Linked DNA regions of Mus musculus: region 1 is linked to region 2. The links are chromatin loops, found by intact Hi-C in ENCODE. Cell type or tissue: heart. All regions are shown on one strand. Each heading gives the region's core, and the rest is flanking DNA. Links, peaks and the distances in the headings are about the cores only. Region 1 holds the start of Sub1 (SUB1 homolog, transcriptional regulator). Region 2 holds the start of 6030458C11Rik (RIKEN cDNA 6030458C11 gene).

Region 1 (16,264 bases), core at 3,028-11,027, 830 kb before region 2:
TGTCACCTTTAACAGTGGGCAGACTAGTACTAGAAGAACACATTTTTTTCCTTTTATTAAAAAAGAATACACATTTATTCACTGAATGGGTGCACACATGCATACATGTATGGGCCCCCCTGTGCCACAGAGTTTTCCACAGTATAGGTAGTATCCATTCTCTCCTTTACCTCATGGGTCCTGGATCATACGGCTTGGCACCAAGTGCCTTCACCTGCTGAGGCACCATACCTTACTGGCCCAAGAAAGCATTTCCTCAACTAAATCAACCCATAGAACTACATAAATTTAGGTAGTGTAGTGTTAATCTTTTTCAAAGTTTTTTAACATGACCATGTACAACAGTTTCACCTGACATTTTCCTGCATGTATATAATGTATCTCACCCTCCACTCCCTTGCTATGCCCCATTTCCCACTCCTGCCCATCGCCTGCCTCTTCCCAACCAGTCCCTCCTCTACTATGTGCGCGCCTTTGTCTACGCTCCCTGGAGCACAAGTTAACAGTTCATCTTGACCATCAACTCAATGGATTTAGTTAGAACCATTATGAACACACCTCTGTGAGTGTCCACAAGTATCTGTGGACAGATTAAACTGATGAAAGAAGACCTGCCCTGAATGTGGGTGGCCCCACCCGCCTAAGGCCTCAGTGACACCAAGCCCAGCCCCAGGACACTCTTCTCTCCACATCCTGACTGGGCCCCACGTGAGCAGCTGCCTTCTGGCTGGGTCGAATAAACCCTTCTTCCCTTAAGTTGCTTTTATCTCCTATTTTGTCACAAGAAAACTAAACATAAGTTGGTGCAAATGGTTTCTAGTTACTTTGTAACAGAATAAACTGTTTCTACATGCTAAGAGGCTTGAACTGGGCAAAGCACCAATACTAAGGGGATAGAGACCTTTAAGGACTCTGTATTAGAGAACATCTTGCTAGAGCTGAATCCAAAGCAAACACTAAACCCAGGAGTTTGCTACTTCTCATTTTACAGTTTCCAAAGTAATGCCTAATCTGCCTAGGAACTGATAAAAATGAAGTTAAAGTTAGTGATCAATTCAACGTGACAATAGATGCTGTTTTCCTAGGTTTCATTACAAACTGCTTATAAGAGGATCAACCAAGTAAGGCCAATCCTTAACCTGTATTCCCTGTAACATTTTAAGGCAAGCATTCAATCAGTATTAACATCAAACTGAAGAAATAAAACCTCACCTTTTCTTCCTGGTTTCATTTCACCTTCTGAATCCATCCAATATTCTCTAATATCAATTAGAATTTTTCCTTTGAAGTCCCGAACACTGACATATCTCATCTTTCCAATCTAGCAGAGAGTGAGAAAGAAAATGCATAAAGAGAGGTTTTGAATTTATATTCACAACTTGCACTTATAATCCTGGAATAAGTATTCAACTGCAATTGGAAGGGGGGGTGCATGCATGTATGTATGTCCACAGAATGACTTCAAGTGTCTTTATCATTCTCTGCCTTGCCTTGAAAAGATCTCTCACTGTTAAGTTGGCAGACCACAGAGTATCCAGGAGCTGTCATTTCTGCCCCTCAGTGCTGGGATTATAGCCATCTGCAGCCAAATCCAACTACCTCAGGGGGGTGCTGAGCATTAAAGCTCTGGTCTTTCTTTGTACAAGCATTTCTGCTTATTGAGCTATCTTTCTTCAGTCTCACTTTAAAAATTATGAAATTTAATATAACACAGTAAATAGAATGGATGTCCTTTGACAAAAATAGAAACATAATGTTCCAATAATCCCGCTTTGAGGGCAAAACATATACTTAACAGACCGGACATATTCTGAGAAATGAATACTCAGAAGATTCTCCTGTGTGAGCATCAGAATGTACTTAGTGAGACAACTTACACACCATGGTACCAATCCTAGAGTATCCTCACTTATATGTATGTGTTCAATTGACTGACACTTGCGGCACATAACTGCACATCCAAAACAACTGGCAGTAGAGTCTCCCAAGAGATCTTAACTATCCTTAATTACACTATTCATAATAGCTAAGAAGTAGAAGCAACCCAAAAGTCTATCCTTAGATGAGGACACAAATAGAACATGGCTTACACATGCAATGGAACACTATTCAGTCTTTATATAGGCAATCCTGTCTATGCTATAGCGTTAAGTGAAATAACAGCAGTACAATCTGATTCAACCTAAATGAAATGCCTACAGCCTAATGCAGTAAACTCAGAGAAATCAAAAAGTAAAACACCTCAGAAGGCAGCAACAGGCAGCTGTGTTCAAGGTTAGCTTGGTTTACACATAGCAAGCTCCAGGCTACCAAGGGTGTGCTGGCTGAACAGAAACAGCTAGCTACCAATGAGCTGGAATGGTTGGCCCACAGGACTGCAACTATTGGGGAGTGTGGCCTTGTTAGAGTTCATATGACCTTATTGGAGGAAGTGTGTACTGTTGTTGGTTTAAAAAAAAAAAAAAAAAGCAAAACACACAAAACAAAATCACAATCATTTATTTGATTTTACCAATGAAGTCTTGGGAGCCAGGTGCTGGGGTGGAAAATTGCTAGCTCAGAGAGGCAGAGAAAGCACCCAGCTGACTAACCTTCCTCCTTAGCCCAAGTCCCACCAGAATGCCCTCTCTCTCACGCCATGTCAAACAAATTCCTTCAAACTCAATGTCCCTCCTTCTCCTTCCTGTGCATTTCTGTCCTCCTGACTCCTCTTGTCCTCTACGTTTCTTAATGATCCTATGCTCACTTCCTGTCACTTGCTCTGCCTCTTGACCTATGGTTGACTTTGTTTAATCCTGTTTACAATATTCAAGCAGCAAGTGCTTTGACTAAAGGTATGTGCTAAGGCTGAGCCACACAACTAAAAACAGGTTTTTCCAGTAAATACAATCTCAGGGTTCACAGTGTGATCAAGTATCTTACAACACTGTACACACTTGTAGGGGGTGGGCGTTGAGGTCTCATACTCAAACTATGCCCAGTGTGGCTCACAGTAGCTTTTGCTGCCTTCAGATTAAGATACAGAACTCTCAGCTCTTCCTCTGAAGACTATAAAACCTCTGAAACTATAAAAGCCAGCCCCAATTAAAAGTTTTCCTTTACACATAGAGTTGCCATGATCAGTGTCTTTTACAGCAACAAAAACTGTAGCTAAGAGACAGGCCTACATACCGAGACCCTGTCATTTTTAAAAAATAAATAAAAAACCTTATTTATACTGGTGGCTTAACACAAACTATGTGGTTTTTGAATGTCCCCACTTTCTAGATTCAGTACATGTAAGGAAAGTGTGTACTAAAGCAGACAGACATAGGACAAGAATTAAGAATGCAGCCCAAAAATAGGGCATGCATTTAATAAACTCACCAAGTTATTTAGGAAAGATCCAAAGTATTCAAAGGAAGGGCCGCTGTTGTGATGTGAATGAAAATGGCCTCCTTAGGCTCTTAAGGAGAGGCATTATTTTAAAGGATTAGGACACCTGGCCTTGTCAGAGTAGGTGCAGTCTTTTTGGAGGAAGTGAGAGTGAACTTTGAGGTTTCAGAAGCTCAAGCCACACTCAGTGTCTCTCCATTCCGGCTGCCCGTGGAATTCAGCTACTCTCCAGCAAGTCATTTGCCTACCTGCCACCACGCTTCTTGCCATGGTGACAAGGGACTAAACCACTGAACTGTAAGCCAGCTCCAAGAAAATGTTTTTCTAAGAGTTGTATAGTGCCTCTTCACAGCAACAGAACACTGACTGAGACAAAAGTCTTCATAAAAGGCAAAACTGTAGGTGTACGCTACAGGTGGATCTCTGTGGGTCTAAAACTAGCTCTGTTGTGCAGCCAGAGCCATACAAAAAAACCTTGTCTCAAGAAACCCAACAAAAAATGAACCAAAGCTCTTTTTTTCCTAGTGAGAAAAAAAAAGTCATCCCCTAAAAATAGACCCCATTTCTCAAAAATCTCTACCAAAAAACAACTTTTAAAAGTCATGGTAATACATGTCTACAGCCTCTGCTCTTGAGGAGAGGCAGGAGGATTGCTAAAAACTCAAATTAGCCTATTCTATATAGTGACTTCCAAGTAAGCTAGGGCTATTAAAAACAAAACAAACAAAAAGACCCTCAATTCAGACTCCCCCCACCCCATCAGGCCAGAGGTAGAAAGGAAAGCGCACAGCATGATGGTAAAAGAAAGCCAAGATACAGTTATGAAACTGGATATTCCAAAGCCCTTCTTTACAAACACTACAAAATACTCTAGTCAATTATATATTTATCCTGCCCCAGTTACTCGCTGTACTTAAGTCAAATAGCCCTGGAAGATCTCCACCAGACTTCTGATATCAGCAAGACTTCCCAGGCTTCAACCACACAGGCTCTGTAGTTCATACACAACCCGAGCTCCTTCCCACTTCAAGGTATTAACTCAATTTCCTGCTCTTGAAAATGCTCCCTTTGTCCACACACCGCACCGATCACGTTTTAAGATTTAGGTGCCTTATCTTTTTAATGAGATTCTCATGCCTACTCTCTCAATCTGTTCACTACTTCTCAGGACCCATTGTCATTTTTACTATGCGTATGTAATCATGGTTCCCTTAAATTCCACAAGGTTACAGATCACATTCCACATGGATTACTAGGACCTGGCAAAGCCTGAATGAAATAGAGCACTGTAAGCATCCAACTTAATATCCATTTGAAGCAATAACAGCATTCTTTTACATTCCTCATCACATACCTTCACCTATATTCTCTATCAAACCAACCTTTGCCCCGAAACTATACTGAAGTCGAAGAACTGAAACCTATAACTAAATAATTAATCTACATTTTCTTTTTGTCTATTTCTTTCTTCTACTACTTTTAGTTTTCTTTCACCACTTTATCTACTTACATCCTTTCTCCTCTCATCATTCATTTGCAAATCTCTCATAAGCTGCTATCGCCTCCTCTCTTTGGTTTGTGTTCTTTGGTGGTTGGCTATTTGGTCGAGCACGTGTAAAAGCCAACAAGAATAATTCCCAGCCAAGCCCCCCAGGCGCTACAGGAGATCCTCAGTGGCCACATTTGCTGGCAGGTCTACCTTACAGCTGGTCTTTCTTCATCACCGTCTTTGTAATCATCACTCTCTCCCTTATCAATACAAATGAAAGTCTATATAACTGCCTCCATAATCTCACAGCATTATTTACTTACAATGCCTCATCTCACCGATCAGTGTTTGCAGTGAAGCAAATACTGAATTGCTACAAACACTTTAATAAAGCCAAGACACCCAGCAGCCCTCCCTGGGGTTCCCATCTCACTCCATCTATTCTCTCCGATGCCCCTTTCCTTAAGCTCAGACTCCTGGTCTAAACACGCTATCCCAGCATTGTCTGTACCCATACACTATTGTCCCCAGCCTTCTGTTTCTTATGAAGCCTAAGTTATGCCATTTCTCTCAAATACTATCAAATTTACACTTTCCAGTCAAATACTCATCCTACTTACTCAAATTTGCTTCCCAAATATATAGTTCTAAATCTTTTTTTGGCTTTCTGTGACCTTTGGATTTGTATCATTTAAATATAGTAAAACTAGACTTCTACTGGGCTTTTACCAATAGCCCAGAATTGAACAAATTACCCTCACTTTCTACTCTGGTCAAGAGGACTATACAAGGGAAGACTGGTGTGCTCAGATCAGGATCTGTCCACTGGACTCAGTGCCCTCCGACTCTACCTGGAACATGTTGTCATCTCTGCTGCTGCTGCTCTGCTTGGAGGATGCCAGTGCTCTAGAAGTCTCACCAGGCTTCTGCTTCTTCACGGGCTTCTCTGGAACCGCTTGCTTTTTCCTCTTTAACTTAAAACAGGCAAGAACACACACTTGTGAAGTTCAAAACACTTCATTAAAAAGTTACTCAAATTTTTGACTTATGAAAAATATGTACATTAAAATTTTTTAACTATGAATCTAGTCTTCACATAACTAATGATAGTATTTTTACACTCTACTCTCAAAATCCCCAAAGATTCCTCAGATGTTAAAACAGTGATCTTGTGAACTAGAACCCACACACTACTCTCTGGAAAGAGAAAGACAAGCAGCCTATAACTTCTGTATAAACTTTTGGAAACCACAAATCCACCAGAAGCTTTCCTCTTATTATTTTAAGTTTTTAAAAACAAAGTATACTGGTATATCCTGTAACCCTGACTAAGGTTGAGGCAGGAAAGCTGAAGATCAAACAAAAAAACAAACAAAACCAACATATTTATGACTAAAACTGACTACTTACTAATTCTTTGTCTATTCCAAAAGGTATCTGTACTTTCTCAAGAATGTATGCTTCCAGCCTGGACTACATAGCAAGCTCCAGGCCAGTCAGGGCTACATAATTTAACTCTTAGGAGGAAAAAATAAAAAAGCATGCCTAGGTAAAGGAAGTTACTATCTTATACCAGGCACTGAAAATCAACAACTCAAAAACTTCTTCAGCACTAAGAATTGATGATGGACAGTAGTAAGACTAGTGTACTCAACCCCATATTTTAGAATTAGCACTAGTATAAAAAAATTGCATATGACCTCATTCTCAAAATGAGCGAAAAGTTAAAAAAATAAGAATTTTTAAAAACCCATGTTAAGTTTCCAGCCCAAACAGTAGAGGGCAGGCATGTTCCTTCTTAGTGGAAAGGACAAACTAGTTTAATATTACTAAACGTATATTAAATTTGTTGAGGCTAGGGCAATAATATGCTATGAAATGAAAACTATGGAAGCACCTAATGTAAATGTTTACAGAATTAATAGTACTGTGAGACAAGCTACACAGTCAGCTAAGCAAAACACAATCCTCTGAGTGGTGCACGCAGCAAGTAACCTCAGTGTCAGTGACACTCACTCTTAGAGGCTACACTCTACAAGTTCTGAAAAGACTTCAAGTACAGCTATATATGATGTTTGAAGCCTTATTTCAAAATTATAAATGATACTACAGTCTATCTGTACATTTATAGGCTCCAACTTTCCTAAGTTTTCCTATAGAGCTCCCTTTTCTTAGGGAGTACAGAGGCCAAAAAAACAAACAAAACCTAAACAATAACAAAAATTTTTTTAAAAAAAATTTTAAGAAGAGGGGGGGTTGCTGCTTTAAATAAATAAAACAGGGTCCCCATTATCCCAGGTGACCTTGAACTTCTGACCCTCCTGCTTCCGTTCCCATGGCTAGGGGATCAAACCTGGGACTTCCTGAGTGCTAGACTAGCACTCTACCAAGTGAACTATAAAACTAGCTTTGCCTGCTGCTTTTACACTTTGTAAACCACAGGTGCATTAATTACTTATTTTCAACAAAGCAAGTAAACAAATAAGGGTGAATACAATGTGTTCAATTTCTAGGATATGAATGTCTATTCAGACATAAATTTCTATTAAGACACAGCGGTGTGGAAGGAAGTCTTGACCACAAGGTGAACAGCTCTGTCACACTTCACTGCTGTGATCAATTGAGTGGAATGAAGTTGACAAAACAACGATCACCTAACACAGAAAAAGCTTATTCTGACAAAATGGGTAATTTTGTATTTGCTGTGTTGGATGACTTTATTTACTAAAAGCAAATAACTTTTAAAGTTAAAATGTACCAAAACTAAAATTCAGTAATTTGAAGAGGAGCAATGACTGAGAAACTATCAACATTAATGTTTTCATTCAAAAATCCATGCAGCCCAATAGTGACTTATACCTGTAGGTCAGACAGAGCTTTGGAAATGTTATTACCATCAGTTTGTATTTGTTGCACGTGTGGTGCCTGTATGTGGGTACATGAGGTTACAGGACAAACTTGGTATAATGGGGTCTCTTCTCCTACCATGTGGAAGAACAGAGATCAAACTCACACGAGGCGCCACAGCAGGCTAGATCAACTGGATTTTTGAATGACACGAATTTCTAAATAATGATAAGTAGTGTCTTTGGTCTCATTAGAATTCTAGTGCTCTAGAGTCTAATGAAGCATTTCTGTTGACTCTTGGTTACTAGAGGTGCTCAATGGAGGACTTGCTTAGTCTGAGCTGGGTCCCTAATCCTGAGGGTGAGGCAGAAGGACAAAAGTACAAGGTCAGCCCAACAACTTACTGAGACCCTGTTGCAAATAAAAAGTAAGAAGAAGGCTAAAGATATAGCAAGTACTTGCCTAGGATGCACTGGGCTGCCAGGCTGAACCCCAAGTACAACACAAAGACCTCTTAAATCTGATGTAAGTCCTGCAGATGAGACTAGAATCTAATATTCTACTCAAGGAATCCATCAGTCATTTATCTTTACAAAATTACCCTTGTAGATTCTCTCACATTCTGAGCCCAGCATTGGTAACACCATCCCAGCGTCCCACCCACCCCCACCCCCCAGGGAAATCCCAGGTGTTTGGAGAAGTCTAGGATGCATAGCAAAACCTACTTTAAAAGACTGACAGGCCTTTCCCTTCAAAACTCAATGTCAGCATTATAGAGCAATTAATGCACCATACATTTTGTTCTATAAAAGAACTTGGTAGAGTAAAAGTTACCTTTTTTTCAACTTCGCTGTCCGAATCACTGCCTGAAGAGCTTGAAGAAACAAGTTCCTTTGATTTAGGCATTCTGAAAGAAAAAGACATCACATGAATAATTTACAAGGTGTTTTAGTACCTTCATCTTAGCTCTCCCAGACCAAAAGAAAAAATTAACTTCCACAGCTCATTCTGCCTTTTTGTGGTACTGGAGTCGTTACACAGAACACATGTCTAAATTGCAAACAACAAGCACAGCCAATTATTCTGAACCCAGTCAGAAAAAAGAAATAAAAGCCATGTGCACATTCCTTCACCCTTCTCAAAGTCAATGGGCCTTTTTAACAACTGATTTTTAGACAGGTTATAAAGTTTGTGGGTAGACTACAAGAAAGCAGCTGAGAATAATGACCGTAAAATCAAGAGAAATGTACATAATTCCACTCACATTGAGGGGACCAGCTCCAACATAAACAGCTTGCCCATGTAAGCATAATACCTAATTAATTTTGCCCTTATAAATCATCTTTTACATGTTCTGTATACACTAGTTTTTACTTTGTGGCCACACTATCAAAACAACAGGCAACAATCGGAGTTCACAATGTTATACACAATTCACAATAATTTTGCACTGATTTTCTACTTAGGGAAATATATAAAATGTGAAGGCTTTATGTGCAAGGCAAAACTCACCAGACAGGCACACAGTGCAGAGCCTGCTGTTTATTTACTGCATAAAACAAAGGGCAGACAACTCGTCTAACCCACATTTCAAGAAGTCCTTAGGCAGGTCCTAACTACTTTTCAAGATACTTACACCAAATGGTAAAACCAGGTAGCAAAAGCTATTTACCAAACTATCTTCTGCTCTCTCCATCTAAATAAACTTACTAACTTCTACATGGCTTAAAGGTCCTAAAAAACACAAGATTCTGTAAATGCTCAAGAAAGATACATCAATTCCTACCTCCTACATCAAAAAAATTATAACCCAGCTCTCTAAAGACCAAACTGGCATTCAATGTGCAAAATAGGAGGTCAAGGCAAAAGTGAGCTACCCAAATCCTGCCCACGACTCTACACAACTGGCCAGTCCGTTAGAGGTAATACCTAAACTCAGGAGGGAGAAGGCTCCTAACCAGTCCCTTCGCTTTTCCTCTTACTGCTCCATTTCACAACCCGACCTCCAAAATCAAGTTTCCCAAGCTAGCTCGGTCACACAACTACACAAAGCCTGTTTTTTGAGAGGGAATTGCACATAAACAAATCTTTCGCTTGCAAACAGCCAGCCATATCTATCTCCCATTACGAAAAGCTGTCTGGGGAACTAAAATTACTTCAAAGAACCACGTCATTATCTAACCTAAATCTACCCAATAAGAAAACAATGTTTGTTACTGGGAACTAAAGCCAGCCCCGTTCCCTACACTTGGACTTTTAACTTTAATGAGGCTTTACTGGGGTGGTTTCTTGGAGGCCGGGGGGCGGGGGGCTTCGTAATTCGAGCAAAAGGTAACTAAAAGGGGTGACCGTAGTTTATAGACCGACCAGTCGGTGCCCGGGGCTGGGGAATACTGAAAACATCCCAGAGTGCGAGGCTCTCGAGGGCGAGCCGGCGCGTGGCACCGTGGGGGTCGCGGCCAGGAAGCTCCCGAAAGCCCCGAGGCGAGGGCTGGGGCTACTGCCGGCCTCAGGAAGGGGGCGTGGGGCGTCGAGAGCGTGCACAAGAGGAGGGCCTTGCGCCAGCGCCATTTTCTCCTCGCCCCGGAGCCCAGCCATGTTTGCCGAGCGCGCCCCCCGCCCCTCGACCCCGCGGGGCCAGCGTCCCCCGAGGGTGGGGAAGGGATGGCTTCCCGAGCACGGTGGTCCGGACAGGGGTGGGCGAGCGCAGCCTCAGGGCAGACCGCTAGCGCCTCCGCCCGGAGCCCCATCACCCAGTCCGAGGGGCGCGCGGCCATCACCCGCCGTTCGCCTGCCTGCCCGCGCCCACCGCCTCGGCTCGGCTCCCCAGAGCGGCCGCCACACGAGGCCCCGCGGGGACGCGGGCAAGAGCGGAGGCCCTTCCCCCGAGCTGCCGTTTTTCTCCCCACCGGCAAGGAGAGCGAAGGGGGCCGCGGTAGCCTGGGGTCGGCCTGGCCGCAGCCCCGAGGAATGGGCCCGGGGTCCCACGCACTCACGCTCCGCTCCGGCCGACCAAAAACCTCTGCCTCGCTCGCTCGCCTACTCCGGACTGACAGAGAGCCGGAAATGACGGCAGCTTAGAGGCCCTGGCTCCGCCCAATGGCACGAAGGCCACGTGAAGGGGGCGTGGCCTCGCCGCCCAACCGCCAGCCGGCCCTTTCCAGGGCCTTAAAGGGGCCGCCACAGATACTGAAGTAAATGCTCCTGAAAGAGGGAGATGGCACCACAGTGAGATGCCACGCAGCTTGGGCCTGATCTGAAGGAGAATGAGATGTCAATGAAACATAAATGACAAGATCCACGGAGCTTTGCGCTTGCAAATAGCTTGTATATGGTACCGCTCTATAAATGCTGTACTGAAATGATGGGAGCTACTCTGAGAAAAAACAATGTGCTGACCCACTTGCCTACAGATGATTTTCCGTTTCTACCTTTAAGATCTGACTCATGCTGCTAAAATCCAAAGGAAGCAAGCCTGCGAGGCGCACTATTTAATTCAGAAAGTCAAAGAAATCTTACAAATGTCCTTAGCCACGAAACCTTTATTCTTAAAATGGAGTTCTGGGGCTCCAAAGTAATTGTGGTTTGAATATAAAATCTCCCTGTGGGCTCATTCATTGGGGATCTGGTTTTCAACTGATGACCTTTTCAGAAGAGCCTGGATCCTGAGAGCTGTGCCTTAATCAGTGAATTAATGCTCTGATAGTCATAATATGACAGCATTATTACGAGGTGGTGAAAAGTAAGGATGTGTCCTTTGGGGGCTACATTTTTCCCTGGCCCCTTTTGTGTTCCCTTTCCGCAGCATCCTCCTCTGCAGGTTACCATGGACTTGGTGTTCCGCCTCACTACCAGCCTAGAATACAGGAGCTAAGTACTGGAGACAGAAACCGGGAGGCATACTGAATCGCCATACCTTTGTCTAAACACGGATCCAAAGTCTCGCGGAGGAAATCCACTCCACCATCACAAATAACCACAAGCAGGTGGCTTAGAATGTGTACTGGATGGTTTCCTCCTGTAGCCAACAACAAACAGAGTTCTGTTCATCACAAAGGTTTACATACAGCATTTGACAGATAGTGATCATCCTAACAGGTTCAAGAGTTGAAATGATCGTTGTCTTCACATTTAACAGCTGCAAAAATTAATAAGTGATTCAAACCTTGTATTGAATGGAACTACTACCTACTAAGGGTAGTAGGGAAGTGCCCCAGCGCATCCCTACTGAATGCGGGAGTCCAACTAGAGCAACACCGTCATCAAAATAAAGTGAGAGAGGAGTCTTTGTGTATGAAGCTCTAAACAAGGGTGTACTGGCTAGTTTTGTGTCAACTTGACACAGCTGGAGTTATCACAGAGAAAGGAGCTTCAGTTGAGGAAATGCCTCCATGAGATCCAACTGTAAGGCATTTTCTCAATTAGTGATCAAGGGGGAAAGGCCCCTTGTGGGTGGGACAATCTCTGGACTGGTAGTCTTGGTTCTATAAGAGAGTAGGCTGAGCAAGCCAGGAGATGCAAGCCAGTAAAGAACATCCCTCCATGGCCTCTGCATCAGCTCCTGCTTCCTGGCCTGCTTGAGTTCCAGCCCTGACTTCCTTTGGTGATGAACAGCAGCAAGGAAGTGTAAGCCGAATAAACCCTTTCCTCCCCAACTTGCTTCTTGGTCATGATGCTTGTGCAGAAATAGAAACCCTGACTAAGACAAATTGGTACCAGCATAGTGGGGTATTCCTGTGACAGCCTGACCATGTTTTGGGGAGGACTTTGGAACTTTGGGCCAGAAGATCCATTCGCTGTTAAGAACTCTGTGAGATGTTGTGTAGGAGCTTGGAAGATAATGTTGAGAACAGTGCAGAAGATGGAGGCCTGGCTTGTGAAATTTCAGAGGGAAAATTAAAGACTCTTTTCAGGGCCATTGCTAGTTTGATTGTGAAGGTTCAGTGGTTCTGGTTAGCTGGGGCTGAAGAATCAGCTGTGATTAACAAAATACCAGAACCACTAGAGTGAAACCTTTGCATTACTGGGACAATTGATGCTGGTTAGCTGGAGCTAAGAAATTAGCGGTGATTAAGAAGAGACCAGCATCAATGATTTGACATCTTCTGGGAAGTGGTTTGTTTTGTTTTGGTTTGGTTTTTTGGTTTTTTTTTGTTTTTGTTTTTTTTTTTTTTTTGTTTTTTTTGTTTTTTTTTTTTTTTTTGAGAGCACAGAGGCTGTGTTCCAGAGATAGCCAATGTTGTACCTTGTGCTGTGGCTGGACTTGGTAATGTGTAAGAGTCACCCAGGTGGTACTGGTTTTGAAGGCATGAGGGGTCACGAAGAGCAGCTGAGGCTCGGCACTGTGAGAGGCCATGGAAGGCCATTGGTGAAGGTGCAGCCTCAGTTGCAATTGATGGCCCAGGACTGAAGGGGTCATGCAGTGTTTTGGAGATGCCAGTACCATGAGATGACCACCAAGAGCAGCAGCAGTGGTGGTCAGGCATCTGGAGCCTAGAGGATGACACGTGTGCTACAAAGGGCATGGCTGGAGAAGTGACCCAAGCCCTTGGAGGAGCCCAGAAGATCATGAGTTGGATCCCAGACATTGGATGGTTGTAGAACTGTGCCCTGATATTTTTCTCTCTTGAAGGAAGTTTTTTTTTAGTGAAGCCCACAGTTAAGAGACTTTTAATTGTAAAGACTTTGGATTTTAAGAGAGATTGAAATTTTAAGAATTTGTAAAGACTGTGGGACTTTTAAAGTTATTTAGATCTTGGGGATGAATAAGAATGTAAGTGTTGAGGCTTACTAGTGATGTGTTTGTGTGTCAAGTTGACAAGGGGTCAATTGTACTGGCTAGTTTTGTGTCAAGTTGACACAGCTGGAGTTATCACAGAGAAAGGAGCTTCAGTTGAGGAAATGCCTCCATGAGATCCAACTGTAAGGCATTTTCTCAATTAGTGATCAAGGGGGAAAGGCCCCTTGTGGGTCTTTCTGGACTGGTAGTCTTGGTTCTGTAAGACAACAGGCTGAGCAAGCCAGTAAAGAACATCCCTCCATGGCCTCTGCATCAGCTCCTGCTTTCTGACCTGCTTAAGTTCCAGCCCTGACTTCCTTTGGTGATGAACAGCAGCAAGGAAGTGTAAGCCGAATAAACCCTTTCCTCCCCAACTTGCTTCTTAGTCATGATGTTTGTGCAGGAATAGAAACCCTGACTAAAACGAAGGGCAAACATAGCTATAGGCTGCCCTGGAGGAGGTCTTTGGGGGCAATATGGAGCCATCTGCCTGGTGCCGAAAATATCTTGGTCTGGACTGTAGTTACACATAGTATGCAGATAAAATGTTTCACTTACCATTTGTGCTTGTTCCAGCGTAAAAGTATATTTCAATAAACATTAAACTTAAAAGGTTGAAATTGAATTGTAACCTGGCACGGAGACTATTATAGCAACTGTAGAGGTTGGGATGGATCACCCCAGGCCAGCCTGATCTCAGCTAAATTGCTTTTCCTCAAGTTAAGCTTTATAGCAACTGACAGAACTAAAGACTAGGGAGTGGGGGGTGAGGTGATAAGGATCATCATTTTGGATTTTGTAAATCTTAGGCAACACTATTTAACAGTTAACATCGTTAGGATTTAGAATGTGGGACAAAAGGGAAGGAATGTCAAAGTGAATCAGAGAGGGACAGAAGAGCAAAGAGAAGATAAACAACTCTGGAGAGAGGCCCTGCTGCAGACCAGAGGTACCAGAGAAGGCAAAGTCAGGGTGGTAGATGAAACCCTGAGGGAGTAAGCCAGGCAGTGGTGGTGCACGCCTTTAATCCCAGCACTTGGGAAGCAGAGACCGAGGCAGGTGCATCTCTGTGAGTTCAAGGCCAGGCTGGTCTACAGAGTGAGTTCCAAGACAGCCAGGGCTGGACAGAGAAACCCTGTTTCAAAAATAGAAAAAGAAAGAAGAGAAGAATAAACCAAATAGCCCGCCACCGTGACTCCTGTCTACTCCCCCCTCACAGAAGAATGAATAATGCTGTCCCTCTGTGGGGAGCTGGCTGGAAGGAATGGATAAATGGTGTATGTTAAGGGAGTGAAAGGCAGACAACAGAGGGGACTGAGTCACAATCTTGTGCAAGCATCCCTCCCTGAATCTTTTTAGAACTACTTATAAAAAATTAGATGCAGACAAAAATGCAAATAGACCTGTAAAATATATTTTGTGAAGCACGTAATCACAGTAAAAATGAACGCTGACAGGGCTGGGGAGAAGACTCCATGGGTGAAGTGCTGACTGTGTACGTCTGAAGACCTCGGTTAGGATCCACAGCACCCTCAAGCTGGGCGTGGCAGCTCTCCTCTGAAACACTAGCATGGGGTTGGGGGAGCAGGGGAGAACAACACTGTAGGGAGTAAATAGGAGAGTGCCTGGTGTCATGGCCAACCACACTGGCTGGATGAGAGTTCCAGGTTCACCAAAAGACCCTGTCTCAAAAACCCAGGATGAGTAGCAACAGAGGAAGACGTCCAAAGCCAACCAGCCTCCAGCTATTGCACACGCGCTCACACGTACACACGTGTGTATACCTACACATACACCACACACACAAAGATCAACACTGACATCAAAAAATGCCTGATGAGGTCAGAGGTGTACAGCTCCCTAAGTGCTGTAGTTACAAGTGGTTGTGGCCACCCATTTTGGGTGCTGAGACTCAAGCTCAGATCCTCGGCAGAAGACAGACATGCTTGAACCTCAACCATCTCTCTAGTCCTTATTTTAAATCCTTTGAAAAATGTGACTGCAAATGCCACCTAAATCATCTATATAACTAATGTTAATACACTTAAAATGTCTAAGTATGATGATTCACTTGTGTGATTCCATCACTTAGGAAGTTGAAGCAGGACAATTGGTATGAGCTTAAATCCACTTCTGGCTCTAAGATATCACTGGATTCCCCTAGAACTGGGGTTACAATTATGAGCCACCATGTGTATGCTGGAAATTGAACCTCAGTCCTCCAGAAGTACAGTGAGTAGTCTTAACTACTGGGTCATCTCTCCAACTCCTAACGCTTTTTCTTTTCTTTAAAGATGTATTTTAACTATATGCATGGATGTGTGCCAAAGGTATCAGATTCCTGGGAGCTGGGATTACAAAATAGTTATCAGCTGCCCAACAATGGGTGCTGGGAACTGAACTTGGGTCCTCTGCAAGAATAGAAAACACTCTTAATTGCTGAACTCTCTCTCCACGTACCCCTTTTATTCATATTAATTATCCTATTAAGTTTTTTTCTTACTTGTTTGTCCTGAAAGTCCTTTTCTGTGGCATACATCAAGATTTTTGTTTAACGTGAGCAGACGTCTCAGAAAAGAACTCTTTATAAGGTACGTAAGCATAAGGAATAGCTTAGCATCCTGGAACTGCACTTGGCTTAGAGTCTGCATACACTTATAGTAATGCACTTGACAGCCGAAGTCTCTTGCTTACACGCCCTAAGCACATGCGCATCTCCTAGCAACTTAGACTCCCACCTATGGGCTGGAGAGAACACTTGGCAGTTACGAGTA
Region 2 (16,264 bases), core at 3,007-11,006:
TGTGTGCTGTAGCCATGTACCACCCCCTAAAAAGTAAATCTGTGTAGTAAGAAGTAAAAAGTACAGCTAGTAAGTTATAAAGTCTAGTGCAGATTGGATATCTTTCTCTGAGATGCTTGGAAGCAGAAGTCCTATCAAATCCCAGGTCTTTCAGGTTTTGGAATATCTGCGGACTTTACAGGTGTACTTCATCATGGTTCATAGAAAGTTCTGGATTTTGAAGTAGTTTAGAATTTGGAATTTTTAACTAGGATATAATTTTAAAAGATTGGGAAAGAACAGACCACGTGGCAGAAAACAGGGCCTTTGAACCTAAAATGATTACCATCTAGCTGTTTGCAGAGCGATTGCTATGTATAACCCAGAGACATGTTATGCAATTGTCAGGGTGTACGTTTTCAAGCTACCACATTTACCTGAGTGAACATTTCTTTGAAGGGGTTTTTGACAGAAAAAAAATCCAAGTCAATATCTAAAACAAACGCATCTCCCGTCTTCAGTATGTCCAGAATCGCCCCAGCGGTGGCTGTGTTCTGGCTCTGCTGACCTCCGGAACGTGAGCAGGACGGCTCCTGGCAAGCATGGTCACTTCTTGGTGTCACTGCGTCTCCTCGACGTCCTTCTGAGCAAGAGTGCCCATCAGCCGCAGCGCTGCTCTCTCCACTTCCCAGTGCCAGCTTGGGCTTCTTTGTAGAAGACACAGAGTCACTGTCATCTTGTTTGCTACAGAGTGTGTAAGGTTCTACCAGAATCACATCTAACTGTAAGGGCCTTCGGTTCTCTAGCTGGTCTTCAGGTACAAACAGACCATCACTTAGGAAGTAAGAATCTGTACTTGTAACCCTGGACCGAAGGAAAAAATATTGTCAGGAACAAGCACGTGAGCTGACATTATGCTGTGACACTGTAGACTTAAGACACAGGAGAAAAACAAGGCGCTTTAACCACGGCACGTTCTCTTCAGAAGTCAGCGTTCTCCATATTCTGAGCCCGCACACTACTGTCTGAAGGAAAGACTCCATGTATTTTTGCAGCGCACCTTTGCAGCTGGATATGGCTGCCATGGGAGTTCTGGTCAGTGACCGACAGAACAGGTGAACGGCGCAGTGCTCTCCCTGTCCCTACAAGCAGCCGTGACCATGACAGTGGAAAGTTCCTTTGAGGACTCAAGAGATCGGGGAACACGAAGATAGGGAGCCCGCTGTGCTTACTTGAATCTATAATCTCAAAGCTTGGGAAGCTAAGGCAGGGCTAATGAGGCTAGCCTGGGCTACAAAGTGGGACACACACACACACACACACACACACACACTCTGAAGGTGAGACAAAGCAGATAGAGAGCTAGGAGACCTGGACAGTTGTTACACCGGCTTGATATATGTACATGCAAGAGCCCAAGGATCTCACCGTGCTGGACACACAGGTGTGTGTGAGCTTCCTGAACGTGGCTGCTAAGATCCCGTCTCTGTCCTCTGATGAAGCATTAAGTGCTCTTACCTGCTGAGGCACGTCTCCAGCCCTGACTTTTTTTTCTTTCTTTTGTAATGAGACAGAGTGTGACCATGGTGCTCATTCTGGTGTTTAACTTTGGCGCTCGAGCGATCTTGCCTCAGCAGCCCTGGACTCTTGGACAACAGGCATATGTAGGCAAGATTTCTGATTCTAGAAATATTGGTATGTTTTCAGCCTTTTGACTATATTATGTCTTGGTAAGGACTTAGAACACTCAATTCAAATACATTTTTCAGAGGCATGCTCTACCACATGAAAACGATACAATTTATTTCTCACCTGTCCGCACTTAACACACACAGCTTTAGGTTTACCTGAGAAGACAGGGTCTTTCGTAGCCTAGACTGGCCACAAACTGATTCTCCTGTCTCCATCTTCTGAGTGGCATTGTGGGCATGTACCAACATAATTGGTATATATATGAGCTGGGGATTGAGTGGGCCTTCAACCATACTAACCAAATACTCAACTGAGGCTCCACCCCAGCCCCTAGAGCTATGAAATTAAAGACAATTTTCAAAACAGATCAACGACGTTAAAAAAAAGTAAGTCTAAGCTTGTGAAAAACTGTAACATCCTAATAAAGAAAAGACTGTAACCCCAACCTGAATTTATAGTCCATGTGTGGGTATGGAAGCTAGTGTGTGCACACGGAAGCCAGAGGTCACCCTGGGGGTCATTTCCCGAGTGTTTTCCATCTTGCTTTTGAGTCTTTTGCTGGTCTGGGCTCACAAGTAGGCTGCACTGGCTGGCCTGTGGGCACAGATCTGCCAGTCTCTGTCTCCTCAGAACTGGCATGAGACATATGTGCTGCGTGCCTAGCTTTGTCATACACAGGTTCTGGGCGCAAACTCAGGTCCTCAGCTTGCACTGTAAGCACCTTACCAACTTAGCTCTCCGCACAGCCGTGTCATCTTTTTAGTAAAGCAAATTTCACCTTTTCTATTTCTGCAAGTAAATAAACTCAGACCCATGGCTCTCCATCGCAGTTGGCTGTACATACATGTTTACTTGGTAGATTAACAACATGAGGTTAGCAAAATATTCTCCAAACTGTTACTATGCATTGAGTTTCCAAAAATATCTATGTTGCTCTGTGCCAGAATAAGGTCCTGTCTTAGAAAAACTATGGCAGCTGTGTGATGCACGTCTTTAATCAGAGCACTTGGGGGGGCACACCTCTGTGAGTTCAAGTCTAACCTGGTCTCCATAGAGTTGTAGGCTATGTAAAGCAATGTAAGTGAGAACCTGTCTCAAGGTAAAAAACAAAAACCTCTCACACACACATCCCGATCAAGCTGGCCACAGTGGTTCACACCATTAATCCCAGCATTTGGGAGACAAAAGGGCTGTTGTCTGTCAGGTAACAGCAGCAACAAAAATCTATGAAATGCTTTGATTTTATAGGTTCTATGAGGTCCTCTCAACATATTGAACTCAATCTCATATTGACCAGTATTATGTACAATATTTGTTACATGTTGAGTTCTAATTACGTTAAGAAATTATATAGTAAGTACGACTTTTATAAATCAAGATGATGCTACTCACACAAATGACAAAAACACATTCCACCAAAGATAATACTGTCATAAAATAGAAACAGAAATAAAGGGCACAATTTTCATTACATATTAGGGCCCAGAAAGTTATGTGTATACTCATAAAGAGTTCCTCTTATCCCAAGAAGTTAGACCTTGACAGCTACTTCTAAAGATGACACCGTAGTAGCCCAGGAGAGAGGGCAGAGACTGTAGTAGCCCAGGATAGAGGATGTTGGTTAAGTACTGCACATAAAAAAAACCTGATACACATACAGCTCAAATCAGAGAGCATAATAATTTAACTTAGACTAAATACCAAAAATCACATCAATAAGTGTAAAACCTAAAAGTCCAGACACGGACTTACTACAGATGAAAGCAAACCCAGTGAATTTTGTTGTTTTTGTTTGTTAGAGACAAAGGATGACTCTGAACTCTAGCTCGTCCTGCCTCCACCTCCAGACGGCTGGGATCATAGATATGGACCACAACTCCCACGTAAGCTTACATTTTTTTCTTTTTTTCTTTAGTGCTGGGACTTGAACACAGGGCTGTAGGCATGTTAGGAAAGCGATCCACTCCTGAGCGACACCTAAGACAGGGTCTCACTCTAGAATTCAGGCTGACTCTTAATTCTGAGCACCCTCAGTCTCTCAAGGCCTGGGGTTATAGGTGTGTGCCACACCCCTGCCTGGCTCACTTCTAAGAGTTAAATTCAACACACTATAGCTGCATCAGGAGCAGAAGGCCACATGAAGGAAATCAACAGAATTAAAACTTGGTTTTTGATGATTCAAGAACTATTTTTTGGACGGGATGGGGCTTAGTAGGAAGTTACTACAGGAATTCAAAGTATAATGAAAAGAATTCAAATCCTTCCATACTCATTGAAAATGAGGAAATTACCTGATGGTTGTGGTAGAAATGTCTTTGCCTACTAAGAAGCAGTGCTTGCCCTCCCTGATTTGCTGGGCCCACGTGGGGTGGAGCCAGATTACTTGAGAAAAATGGCCAGCGTAAACTGCAGGCATAATCCAATTTTCGATACTCAGTTCTCTGAAAAAAAAACAAGAAACAAGAAACATTAAAATATTAATGAGTGTTTTTCCGCAAACATTTTAAGACAGTAAGTTTTAAGTGTGGTCCCTTGGGAGGTTCCCGGGACTATTAGGGTAACGCTGTTTCCATGGAAACATGATTTCTGTTTGCTGCATGAGCATTTGTACTGACTGCACACAAGCATCCTGGTGGGTCGGTAGCCTAAGAGCCAGGCCTCGGGAGGTCTTTTAGTAGTCACTGCATGTTTTATAACTAACTATCACTCTTGTCCAAAGGTAGTTTGACTGAAAAATGTTCTCAGTTTTATTAATTCTTGCTCCTAAGTAGATATTTTAAAATATTATGTGAAGCAAAAAGAGGACCACACCAAAACTGCTATAGACTGTGAAGTACAACAGTTGCTTCAAGAAAAAGCCCCAGCCCCTCTAAAATTAGCACTTGAATCATCAATAACAGAGTTGCGAAATAAGTATCACTTTTTCTTTGAAAGACCAATTAACTGGTTATTTAGACAGCAGAGCGGTGAACTGGTGGATTCTGTATCCTAGTCAAGCTTTAGAAGCTTGTGGAGTTTTGGTGGAGGACATTACTTATCTGAGTTAGTACTGACACTACTATCTTGTTTTCTAATCCCTTCCGTAAGAGCATGAATTTTCATCATAACTTTTTCAATCAAAATGACATAAACAATGGACTGAATGAAATGGATGAGAGTCCAGGTGTCATTTACAAGGGCAAAAATTAAAGAAATCTTAAAAAATTTAAATAATGCCACGCAATAGCTTTATAAATGTACTTTTTTAAAGTAAGAAAACTTGTTTATGTAGACATAATAATTTAATATTTTACAATGAACATTTACAAATTTCATTTTTAATTTAAGGAAAGTAAACACAAACAACACAACTCATTATTTCCAAGGCTTGATTTTTGGAAGTATAAAAGAATGCAGACACTTGAGCACGGTGGCACGTGCATACAGTCCCTGCACTGGGAGGAGGAGCAGGAGTTCAAGGTTGGCCTTGGCTATAACAGGTTGATCCCCAACAACTGGGAGGTGGGGTGGGGGTGGGACTGTAGCCTGGCGGTGGAATCTGTTTCCCAACAGGGCAGCTTTGTTGGGCCTCAGTGGGAGAGTGTCTTAGTCAGGGTTTGTGTTCCTCCACAAAATAAAATGGCCAAAAAAACAAGTCGGGGAGGAAAGGGTTTATTCAGCTTACACCTCCACATTGCTCTTCACCTTCACCAAAGGAAGACAGGACTGGAACTCACGCAGGTTCAGGAAGCAGCAGCTGATGCAGAGGCCATGGAGGGATGTTCTTTACTGGCTTGCTTCCCCTGGCTTGCTCAGCCTGCTCTCTTATCGAACCAAGACTACCAGTCCAGAGATGGCACCACCCACAAGGGGCCTTTCCCCCTTGATCACTAATTGAGAAAATGCCTTACAGCTGGATCTCATGGAGGCATTTCCTCAACTGAAGCTCCTTTCTCTGTGATAACTCTAGCCTGTGTCAAGTTGACACACAAAACCCACCAGTACACTAAGATATTAGTTATCAAGGGTAGGAATGTGTGGGGGTTTGAAAAAGAATGGACCCAAAAACTCACAAGTGGTGGTCACAAGGGAGTGGTCTCTATTAATCCAATCAAGATAATCCTCCACAGGCAAGCCCTGCAACCGACTTCTCAGATAATTCTAGACTCTGCCAAGCATCTTGACAACACTTAACCATAAATAGGCTTCAATGTAGCCCTGGCTCTCCTCAAACTGTAATTCTCCTGCCTCAGCGTTCCAAGGGCTGGGATCACAGGGATCAGCCATCGCACCTGATCCCTATTTGGCTCTTTTAGTGGGTAGAAAAAAAAATGTTCTAAATAAAAATTTAAAAGGCAAGCAAACAAACAAAAAATGCAAATGTGAGTGTAGCAAAATCTCTTGTTTATCATCTGCTATATGTTGTATTTCAAATACATAAAATATGACTAAAAAAAAAGTCACATTACCCAAAGAGTGCTTCCTTATCAAACACAGTGTCTGCTGGCATGTTCACAGGGATAAGGAGGTCTGGGTGGGAGTCCAAATGTAAGAAACTTATATTACTGTCAGGAAGATGCTTCGAACCTATGGCCCGGTATATGAAAGGCAGAACCTGTAATACAGACACACACAGTGAGAACTGCACACTGTCAAGTGCAGACAAAACAAGAAACTGCACCAACCTGAAGTGCATCAAGTGGTCAAACATGGGAACATTAAAAAAAAAAAAAAAAAAAAAAAAAAAGCTTTACCATAGATGGTTTCTGATGATAATCTCCAACCACTCACTCTAGCATTAAACTGTGTTCCAGGTACTCTAAGTTTTAGGGCATTTTCTGTCCCTTTAGGATGGTGAAGTGGGACTAGATGACTTTTTCCTCCTACATGCTATACATCCAAGTTTACCAACAAATTAAAAAGCACAGAGTAACCCAAAGTTGGGTTTGTCTCAGAGATCTTCTTTCTTTCCTCCTTTAACTTTCTCCATCAGTAAATAACCCACTTTTCCTGGGGGAAGGGGTGTATCGCAGAGCTTCACTCTTGATCCCTTTTGTTTTATATCCAGAGACCCTCCAGGGGTCCTATAAACAAATCCAGACTTGCTAGGTCGTCTTCCAGAAGTCTACCCACTTTACGACTGCACTGCCATGTTGTACATTAATAAGCGCTGAAGGCTTTCCTCTTCATATGACACGAGCTACGATTATGGTCCCTCAGGTCCTGGCTAACCCTCTCGTTAAACCGTGGGATGATGACGTTGGTGGTGGTGGGGGACAGGCTGCAGCCAGCGTTAGGTGCTGGTCAAGCCTCTGCAGGCTGCTAGGGTTCGAATCCCTCCTGCCAGGGCTCCGTGGCTTGTGTCGCCCGCTCACCTCCTGGTGATCCTCCACCACCCACACCGGGAGCTTGGTGTAGCGCCTGAGTCGCGCGCGGTCGCCTCCGGTGTCACTCATGTCTCCGCGCGTCTCAGGGAGGCCGCGGGACACGCGGGAGAGGAGCCCGGCTGCCCGAAGCCGCGCGCCCCCAAGGCACGATCGCGGCGGAAACGCGCGCTCACCCGGTTGCGCTTCCGGATTGGAGGACGACACGGTGGAAGGGCGAGTGTGAGACCTGTAGACAATGTCGATTGGTCTATACGTCCGTCACTCTCGCTGATCCGCCAATCACGGTGCAAAAGGTGCTGCGACGCGCTCCGGAGAGTTTTCCCTCCCCAGGTCCGGATTTCTCCGGTTTGCCTTTTAATTCCCGGGGCTTCCTGTTCCGGAGGCGTGGGTGGCGCCTCAGCCGTGGAGGGTGTTATAGTAACCAGGCTGGGCTTTGATGGCGGCGACCCCGGGACTCTCTGTAGGTAGACGGGGGGCGCCTGATGGGTTTTCAGAGAACGAGTATCGACCTAAACGATCCTGGGAGTTGGGTCTGGGTGGCTTCGGGGCAGCTCTGCGGCCAGGGGGAAAAGAGCGACCCGGTACAGATCCCGTAGATAGGAAGCCTTTCATCTATTTGCGAAGCGCGAGCCGTGGTCCAGGCGCGGGGCCGCCCGGCTTGCGGGGGGAGGCGAGTCCCGGAGTCCCGTACTTAACCTCGCAGGCTGGCGGGAGATGCAAACCAGCCAACGTGCTCTTCATCCAGCAGGAGGCCGGGCTGCAGGTTGAACCTGGGGAAAGTGCGGGGTTTTCAGTGACTTAAAGGCACACCTTGCAAGTCTTGTGTGTCGTCGGTCCTGGACGAGTAAACTGTTCAGAATCGCGCCCTCGGTTTCCCTGCTTTCAAAGGGCATCCCAAGAATAGGTATTTCCCACTTGCATTAAATTCATTGATTTGAACTTCGCATCCATAGTACAGTGGTACAGTATCTAGCTTTTATTTTTGGAGGGGAGTGTGTGTTGAAACAGGGTTTCTCTGTGTAGCCCTGGCTGTCCTAGAACTCACCGTGTAGACCAGGCTGGCCTCGAACTCAGAAATCCGCCTGCCTCTGCCTCCCAAGTTCTGGGTTTAAAGGCGTGCGCCACCACTGCCAGGGCCTTTGTCTAGCTTCTCTAACGGAGTGTGCCGTTTTCTCACTGTGGAGAGGTGTTAATTCCCTGACTGTTGTCCACCTCTAGCTTCAGTAGAGTCCTTTTTATTCTCCAGGACTCTCTACATCCTTACTTTATTGTATTTATCACATCGCGTTTTTCTTTTTATAGTGTTCGGGACATCGTATTACTGTTGTTATTATATAAACATTTGTATATGGGTTTTGCGATCCTTGAACTCTGCAGGCTTGTGTGCCTTATAATCTTTGAGCCTACAGAGCTTGGGAAAGCGTCTCACGTGTGCTGGCTCAGTAAGTGATGGAATCGGTGAATGTATACCTCCCAGGTGGTTTTGAAAACGCGTATTTGTGGGGAGCGGTGGAAGGGAATTGTAGTGACTTAGAGGCATGCACAATGAGGGAGAGTCAAACTTGCCTGCGGTTTACTGTGTGCAGAGACTGTGAATCCTGCAGGAATGACTGAATGAACCCTTGATTCACGGACATGCCGGAGGAGTTCAACATGGGCACACACGACTGTCACAGACGGCAGATTCTGGTAAGCTCCGTAAAAGAAGTGAGTCTACACTAAGCAGTAGCAATCTAGGAGTGAGCTTGCGTTCCCAAGGGAAGTCAGTTCTTCACAAGAGGTTAGTGGATCGGTAGGAATTCACTGGCCAAGTAAGGGAGAGCAGAAGCAAAGACGTTTCCTGTTAGTGCTTGCTATGCTAACTGACCTGGAAAGTATGGGCTAAGAGGGGCTTTGGAGAAAGAAATCAGGTGATAAGCCTGGGAAAGTTGGGTTCAGGTTCTGTAGGGCCTCCAATGCCAAGCGTGGTGTTTGTACTCAATACTGTGAGTAGCCTGTGGTACCAGCAGTAGCTCTTTGAGTCCCAAGTTTAATCATGAGAGTATTGGATTGAGGAGCAACCATTTATCTTATTATTTGGTAGCTGTTTTTTATTGGGCCTTGGCTGTCCTGGAATTTTAGTTCTGTAGACCAGGCTGCCTGCTTGTTTCTGCCTCTGCAGTGTTGGGATAGCCCAATGTGTGTGTGTGTGTGTGTGTGTGTGTGTGTGTGAGAGAGAGAGAGAGAGAGAGAGAGAGAGAGAAAGCACTTTGTGGAAGTTCATTTGTGTTTACAATGTTCTGTGGGAAGAACTGAGAACAAAGTAAAGAATGAAGAATGGTCACTGTTGGTTAGTCAGGTTGTGGCTGTATTTGAAATTGAATTCAGGTTTCACTGGGATTTTTCTGTGTGTGTGTGTGTGTTGGTTTGATCCTAGCTCTACAGTGAAGGGAAATTTGTCTGTGGAGGATGGAGGACGTCTTTCCTTAAGTCTTTTACTAAACCAGAGACTGGAGGTGGCTGCTTTTGGTCATCTTAGCAATGGATAGTTTTGGGCTAGCACAACTGTCCAGCTAATAAGGACAGCAGGCAGTTTGCTTGGAAAATGGACAATAGCTCAGTATTTTGTGAATACAAATCCTGATTTTGTGAATAGGCTAAAATTACTGATAAGGTAGTTTTATAAATTTTGTAAACAAAAACGCCCCCTCCTCTCATTTTTAGCACTGGCAGTTTTAGAAATGTGTTTAAACCTTTTCTGTCTTGTAGAACCTACATCGTGAGCGGAAGATGTAGCCTTTCTACAGGACGCATCGAGATGCAAGGCAATACGTGGTAAGTGGTATTCTAGGAATGGCAGTTTCGAGAGCCTAGAGAAGAGAGGGAAGGTAGTGCGCCAGAGAGGGTGGGAAAGGTTCAGATACAGGGGAAGGGCAGGGACTGAGTTCATTCTGTTATCTGTGGTCATAACTTGTTCAGAGATTTGTGAGTACAGCTAGGAACCAGACCAGAAGAGTCAAAGAAACATCCTAGAGCCCCCTCCCCCAACCCCCATGAGCTTGCAGTTCTTGATGGCACGTCAGTGTTGAAGGTAGACTTACCTAATGATTGTTGAACTGTGATGCTTGCAGGACCTGCTGAGAAGCCGTGGAGAGTATTGTAAGAACAGGAAATCTAAGGAAGGTGTATTAGTCGGGGTTCTCTAGAGTTAGAGAATTTATACAGTGAATCTCTTCATTTCATAAGAAGACTTTGTTAGAATAGCTTACCTCTTTTTCTAGCTAACTGTGATGGTTTGTATATGCTTGGCCCAGGGAGTGGCACTATTTGGAGGTGGGGCCTTGTTGGAGTAGGTGTGTCACTGTAGGTGTGGGCTTTATTTAATACTCTTCATCCTAGCTGCTTGGAAGGCAGTATTCTGCTGGCAACCTTCAGATAAAGATGCAGACCTCTCAGCTCCTCCTGTAGCATGCCTGCCTGGATTAGGCTGTTGTAGTTTCCCACTGACTTTAATCACAGGACATGGTAGTACTAAGAGTTGCCCTGAGGGATCTCCTGCACTCCAGACATAATCCTTACCTCCATTGTGGAGAGGCTGTCCAATTTCCCCATGGTGACATGGATCTATCACCCCTCCTAACACTGTTACTCCTTTCTTAGCCTGCTATTGTAAGACTTCGACCCTTGGTCAGTGTACTTACTTTGAGATCACCCCCCACCCCCCCACCCCCATACACCCACACACACACACTGAGACACTGAGATGCAGATTGATGCAAAAGCAAGAGCTTTATATTCTGGCTCAGCCTTCAGTTAAATCTCTCAAGGCGAATGACTAGAAGGCGACCCTGAATGGCTATTACATTGACTAATATAGAAGTTAGTGATGAGTATTCTTCACTGTCAGCTTGACTAATCTGGAACTAAAACCCAAAAATAGAAGCGACAATTGAGGGGATTTTTGCTTAATTTGAAGTAGGAAGATCTACTTCTGATGCAGATCTTCGAGGTGGGAAGATGCATCTTTAATCTACCTGCATGGGAGCCGGGCCACACCTCCTGCTTGGAAGCCTCTGTAAGGGTGTGGGAGAAGGAAGCTCCTGCTCTTTGCCCGCTTGCTCTTGCCTTGTAAGCAAGTCCACTCCTTCACTGGAGCCTAACTTCTGTATTAGTCAGGGTTCTCTAGAGTCACAGAACTCATGGGTAGTCTCTGTATAGTAAGGGAATTTGTTGATGACTTCAGTCTGCAGTCCAACTCCCAACAATGGTCAGCAGCAGCTGTGAATGGAAGTCCAAGGATCTATCAGTTGCTCGGTCCTACAAGGCAAACAGTGTGGTGATGGGGTTGCTGAAAGATTAGAAAGAATATTATGGTAGCTAGTTAAAGAAGTGCTTACTAAGTATTATTAAAGCATTTGCAAAGAAAATGGTAGGAATTTTTTATTTGGGGAGGCAGAGGCAGGCTGATCTCTGTGAGTTCCAGACCAACCTGCATCATAACAAGTTCCAGGCAGCCCAGGGTTGCAGAATGAGACCATATCTCAAAAAAATAAACAAAATCAAACCAAAGCAAAACACCAAGAACCTTTTTATTAAGATATAGCGACACATACATTATTCTAGTTTTGAGATAAAGTTTTAGTAATGAGGTAAAGGAGAAAAAGGCTTCAGGATGATTCATGGTATGTGTATATGTCTTGATACTCAACAAATGCTATTTATTGGGAAGAGAATTTAGCGTTCCTGCTTTTTAGTAACTGTAGAAATCAAGGTCCTGGCATGAATCCCGCTGGCGCACTGATGGAGGACTAGAGACTTTTGTCAGGGTGTCAGCAAGATCGATTTTCAGGTTCGCTTTCATGGTGAAGGTTGTTGTCTTGACGATCAGGTGGTATTCTTGTTGTATCCTCCCTCAGCAGGTAGAGACCAGGCTCTCTTCTGTTTTCATAAGGGCACTAATCTCATCATTGGATTGTTAGAAGCAGTCTCATGGCAGGAAACATGGTGGCAGGCAGGCAGGCATAGGGCTTACATCCTGATCCACATGTAGGCAGGCAAGGAAGGAGGGAGAGAGAGAGGAGACCAGAAAGAAAGAAAGAGAGAGAGAGAAACGGTCTGGGCCTGGTGTGGGCTTTTGAAACCTACCCATAGTGACACAGCTCCTCCAACAGTTGTAACCCTTCTTAATAAATTCTGCTCGCTGAGGACCAAGCATTCAAATACATGAACTATGGGGCCTTTTTTCATTCTAACCAGCATGGTCATGACTCACATCAATAACACCCATGACTTACTTTAATCTTAGTTACTTCCTCAAGCTCCATCCTCCACATATCATCACAGGCATATAAGGATTTTGAGGAAACATTTAGTCTGTCCCATCATTTTCAGGGAGTTTGAGTATGAAAAAGATGAGGCAGTATGAATGAAGTTGAAGGAGAAGTGGAGGCCAAGGCAAGCATTGAATAGACTGACTGGGCATCTAAATGCTGATGTGAAGGGTTGGGTAGCAGGGAGAGACTGTGAGTGGCAGATGGAGAGTGACCCCCTAGTCCCATATCTGTATTTGGAGATGGAGCCCTGAGTTGCTTCTAGCAAGATAAGCTTTGCTAGCAGGAAGTTGGGGGTGGGGTTGGATGCAGATGAGTTGGTGCGTTGATACAGCACCTGTTCTGATGGGGTCGGTGTTTCTTCGTGATAGAAGAGAGGTATTGTAAACAGAGAGGGGGATGGAGATGTGAGGAAGGATGCCCAGGGTCTTACTCAGGGTTTTACTGCTGTGAACAGACACCAGGACCAAGGCAAGTCTTATAAAAAACAACATTTAATTGGGGCTGGCTTACAGGTTCAGAGGTTCAGTCCATTATCATCAAGGTGGGAGCATGGCAGCATCCAGGCAGGCATGGCGCAGGAGGAGCTGAGAGTTCTATGTCTTCATCCAAAGGCTGCTGGTGGAACACTGACTTCCAGGCAACTAGGGTGAGGATCTTATACCCACACCCACTGTGACACAACCATTCCAACCAGGTCACACCTATTCCAACAAGGCCACACCTCCAGATGGTGCCACTCCCTGGTCCAAGGATATACAAACCATCATATTCCACTCCCTGGTCCCCATAGACTTGTTCAAAAACATGAGTCTATGGGGGCCATACTTAAACATAGCATAATGCAAAATGCATTTAGTCCAACTTTCAAAGTCCTCATAGTCTATAGCAGTCGCAACAACATTAAAAGTCCAAAGTTCAAGGTCTCTTCTTCGATTCATTCAACTTAATTAACTGTAATCCACAAAGCAAGGCAGGAAACCAGCTGGGAAAACTCTAAACTCTGCATCTCCATGGCTGATGTTAAAGCTGTCTTCAGATCTCCACTCCTTTTTCATCTTTGTTGACTGCAACAAACTGCTTTCTCCTGGGCTGGTTGCACTCCCTGTTAGCAGCTTTCCTCAGCATGTATCCCATGGCTCTGGCATCTTTAACATCTTTGAGTCTCCAAGGCAATTTCAATGTTACAGCTTCTTGCTTCAGTCTCTGGGATTCCACTTGATCTTTTGGACTCCTCCCAAGGGCTGTCATCACTTCTCCAGCTCTGCCCTCTGTAGCACTGTAAGCTCAGGTTGATCCACTCCACTACGGCTGCTGTTCTTGGTGATAATTCCATTGTACTGACATCTCCAATACACTGGGGTGTTCCACTCCAACTAGGCTTCACCAATAGCCTCTCATAGGCTCTCTTCAGGGTGCCAAGCCTCAAATCCTTTTCATGACCCCTTCAGTCCTGGGCCATCAACTACAGCTGAGGCTTCACCTTCTCCAATGGCCTTCCCTGGCCTCTCACAGTGCTAAGCCTCAGCTTCTCTCCATGATCCCTTCATTCCTTCACAAGCAATACCACCTGAGTGACTCTTACACATTACCAAGTCCAGCCGCAGCATGAGGTACAACCTTGGGTATCTCTGGAGCACAGCTTCTTTGTGCTCCCAGAAAACAACTCCCAGATTTCAACTCAGTGATGCTGGTTTCTTCTTAATCACTGCTAATTCCTTAGCTCCAGCTAACCAGCATCAATTTTCCCAGTAGTTCCTTCCATTCTTAACTCTAGAGCCCGAGCCACATGGCTGAAGCCGCCGAGTTCTGCTGCTTACAGGAACTAGAACATGATCCCCTTGTACTATTACATTATCACTAGCTTTATGTTTCCTAAATCCTTCACTGCCTAAGCTTGGCTATCCTGGTTCTTGCTCTGTAGATTGACCTTGAATGCAGAGATCAGCATGCCTGTCTTGTGGGATTAAAGGTTTGTACCACCATGCCTGGATCTAAATTCAGCTGGGTAGAATCTTGCCCCAAGGTCCCACTCCCTTAATCTTTTATCTCCTAGAACACAAGATTTTGCTCCATTTCACTTCCTGGTACTCCTTTAATACTCGAACCATATATTTTATATTTTGCCTTTCTAAGCTTGCTATGCTTGTTCAAACTTCTCTTTGTGAGACTTAACCAGAGAACAGAGTCTCTGCTGGGCCTTTTTGAAACTTTCTTTGTCAATGCAATTAATGCAATTAATCCAAGTCTCTTCACCTTAGCCTCAGGCAGACTTTTCAGACAAGGGTAAAAAGTAGCCACATTCTTCACCAAAATACCACAAAAACGGTCTTTATGCCACATACTGAAATTCTTCTCCTTTGAAATCTCTTGGGCCAGGTCAACACAGTTCAAATCACTCCCAGCAACAAAGTCTTCCATATTCCTACTTGGATGACCCATTAAGCCCCATTTAAAACAGTCCACTGTGTTCCAAATCCAAAGTCCAAAAATCCACATTCTTTCAAATAAAAGCATGGTCAGGCCCATCACAGCAATACCCCAGTCCCTGGTACCAACTTCTGTCTTAGTTAGGGTTTTACTGCTGTGAACAGACACCAGGACCAAGCAAGTCTTATAAAAAACTACATTTAATTGGGGCTGGCTTACAGGTTCAGAGGTTCAGTCCATTATCATCAAGGTGGGAACATGGCAGCATCCAGGCAGGCATGGCGCAGGAGGAGCTGAGAGTTCTATGTCTTCATCCAAAGGCTGCTAGTGAAAGACTGACTTCCAGGCAACTAGGGTGAGGATCTTATACCCACACCCACAGTGACACACCCATTCCAACCAGGTCACACCTATTCCAACAAGGCCACACCTCCAGATGGTGCCACTCCCTGGTCCAAGGATATACAAACCATCACACCCAGAGAGGGCACCCAGCATCCGTAGTGGCCTGGAAAGTAAACTGGCTGCGGGAGGTTGCCGGGGATGTGTTGGCAGAAGCTGATTGAAGTATTAACATGGGCACCAGCCTGCCCATTTAAGTGGTGTTCAGCAGTCCTGTTTTCTCCCTGGCCTTCAGGGAATGAAATGTTGGTTCCTCCTAAGTCCGAGGCATTGCCTGGTGCCCACTAAAGTAGAGTGGGTCAGAGCTATATAGGCTGTTTTAACAAATGAGCTATTAAGACACTGGGCAAGATTAGAGGGACATGTGGGCAAGGGTAGGAAATGGAGAGGAGAAGGGTCCAGGGATTGGCTGTAGTGGTGGGCTGTGTGGAAGAGACGGGAAACAGCTGGCTATAAAGATTTTAGGAAAAAAAATTCTTTTATATGGGTTGAATATTTTGGTGGTACTGATTAATTGTGTACGGGTAGTTAGGTATTTAAGAAACCTGTTTGCATAGTGTGTACATAGTGATGTGTGTGTGCCTGTGTAATTTTCTCCTCAGGCACTACCCACCTTATTTTTGAGACAGGATCTCACTGTATGACTGGACAGTGAGCCTCAGGAATCCTCCTGCCTCTGCCCTCCCAGCTCTGGGATTGCAAGCACATCCGCCGTGTTTGGCTTTTTGATTAGTGTTGTGCTCCGGGGCCCGAACTTGGGTTCTCATGAGGTTTTTAAAATTTTACTTTAAAATTTACGTTTATAGTCCGTGAGCATGCGCATGAATCTATGCTTGTACCTACGTGTGTGCGTATGTGCGTGCACCTGCGTGAGGGGGGGGGGGAAGCGTATGTACGTGTATTAAGTGTATGTGTGCGCATGCGCATGTGTGTTTTGCGCATGCGTGCACGTGTGCGTGTGTGAGTGTGCTCGCGCGCGCCCGCGTGCGCACGGGTGTGTGCAAGAGAGATCGCGAGGGGTGTATGTGTGTGTGTGTGTGTGCATGCTGTGCGAAAGAGAGAGATCGCGAGCGCGCGAGGTGTGTG

What was found. A loop is a pair of places that touch in the nucleus more often than their neighbours do. Peaks named below come from ENCODE experiments on the same cell type or tissue, not always from the same donor. Only the 100,000 strongest peaks of a DNase experiment are listed, where the experiment ranks them.
Region 1: a loop joins it to region 2, with 3 times the contacts of the local background. A loop is called at or near these places in 6 of 42 quality-filtered maps.

The regions. Positions count from the first base shown.
Region 1 is chr15:11,985,244-12,001,507 of GRCm38, forward strand. Sub1 (SUB1 homolog, transcriptional regulator) reads right to left here and starts at 10,764. Exons shown (of 5, transcript NM_011294.3): 1 at 10,708-10,764; 2 at 8,546-8,618; 3 at 5,716-5,838; 4 at 1,213-1,321. The coding sequence starts at 8,617. In heart, for the core only: a CTCF peak has its summit at 6,637 (motif pointing right); DNase peaks (open chromatin) are centred at 10,258 and 10,788; H3K4me3 peaks cover 2,374 bases; H3K27ac peaks cover 1,293 bases.
Region 2 is chr15:12,817,442-12,833,705 of GRCm38, forward strand. It overlaps 6030458C11Rik (RIKEN cDNA 6030458C11 gene), which reads right to left and starts at 7,216. Exons shown (of 9, transcript NM_029998.3): 1 at 7,026-7,216; 2 at 6,120-6,265; 3 at 3,963-4,112; 4 at 417-843. The coding sequence starts at 7,106. Drosha (drosha, ribonuclease type III) reads left to right here and starts at 7,374. Exons shown (of 35, transcript NM_026799.3): 1 at 7,374-7,497; 2 at 8,624-8,726; 3 at 9,786-9,851. The coding sequence starts at 9,835. In heart, for the core only: no CTCF peak of the experiment used is centred there; a DNase peak (open chromatin) is centred at 7,300; H3K4me3 peaks cover 2,916 bases; H3K27ac peaks cover 1,853 bases.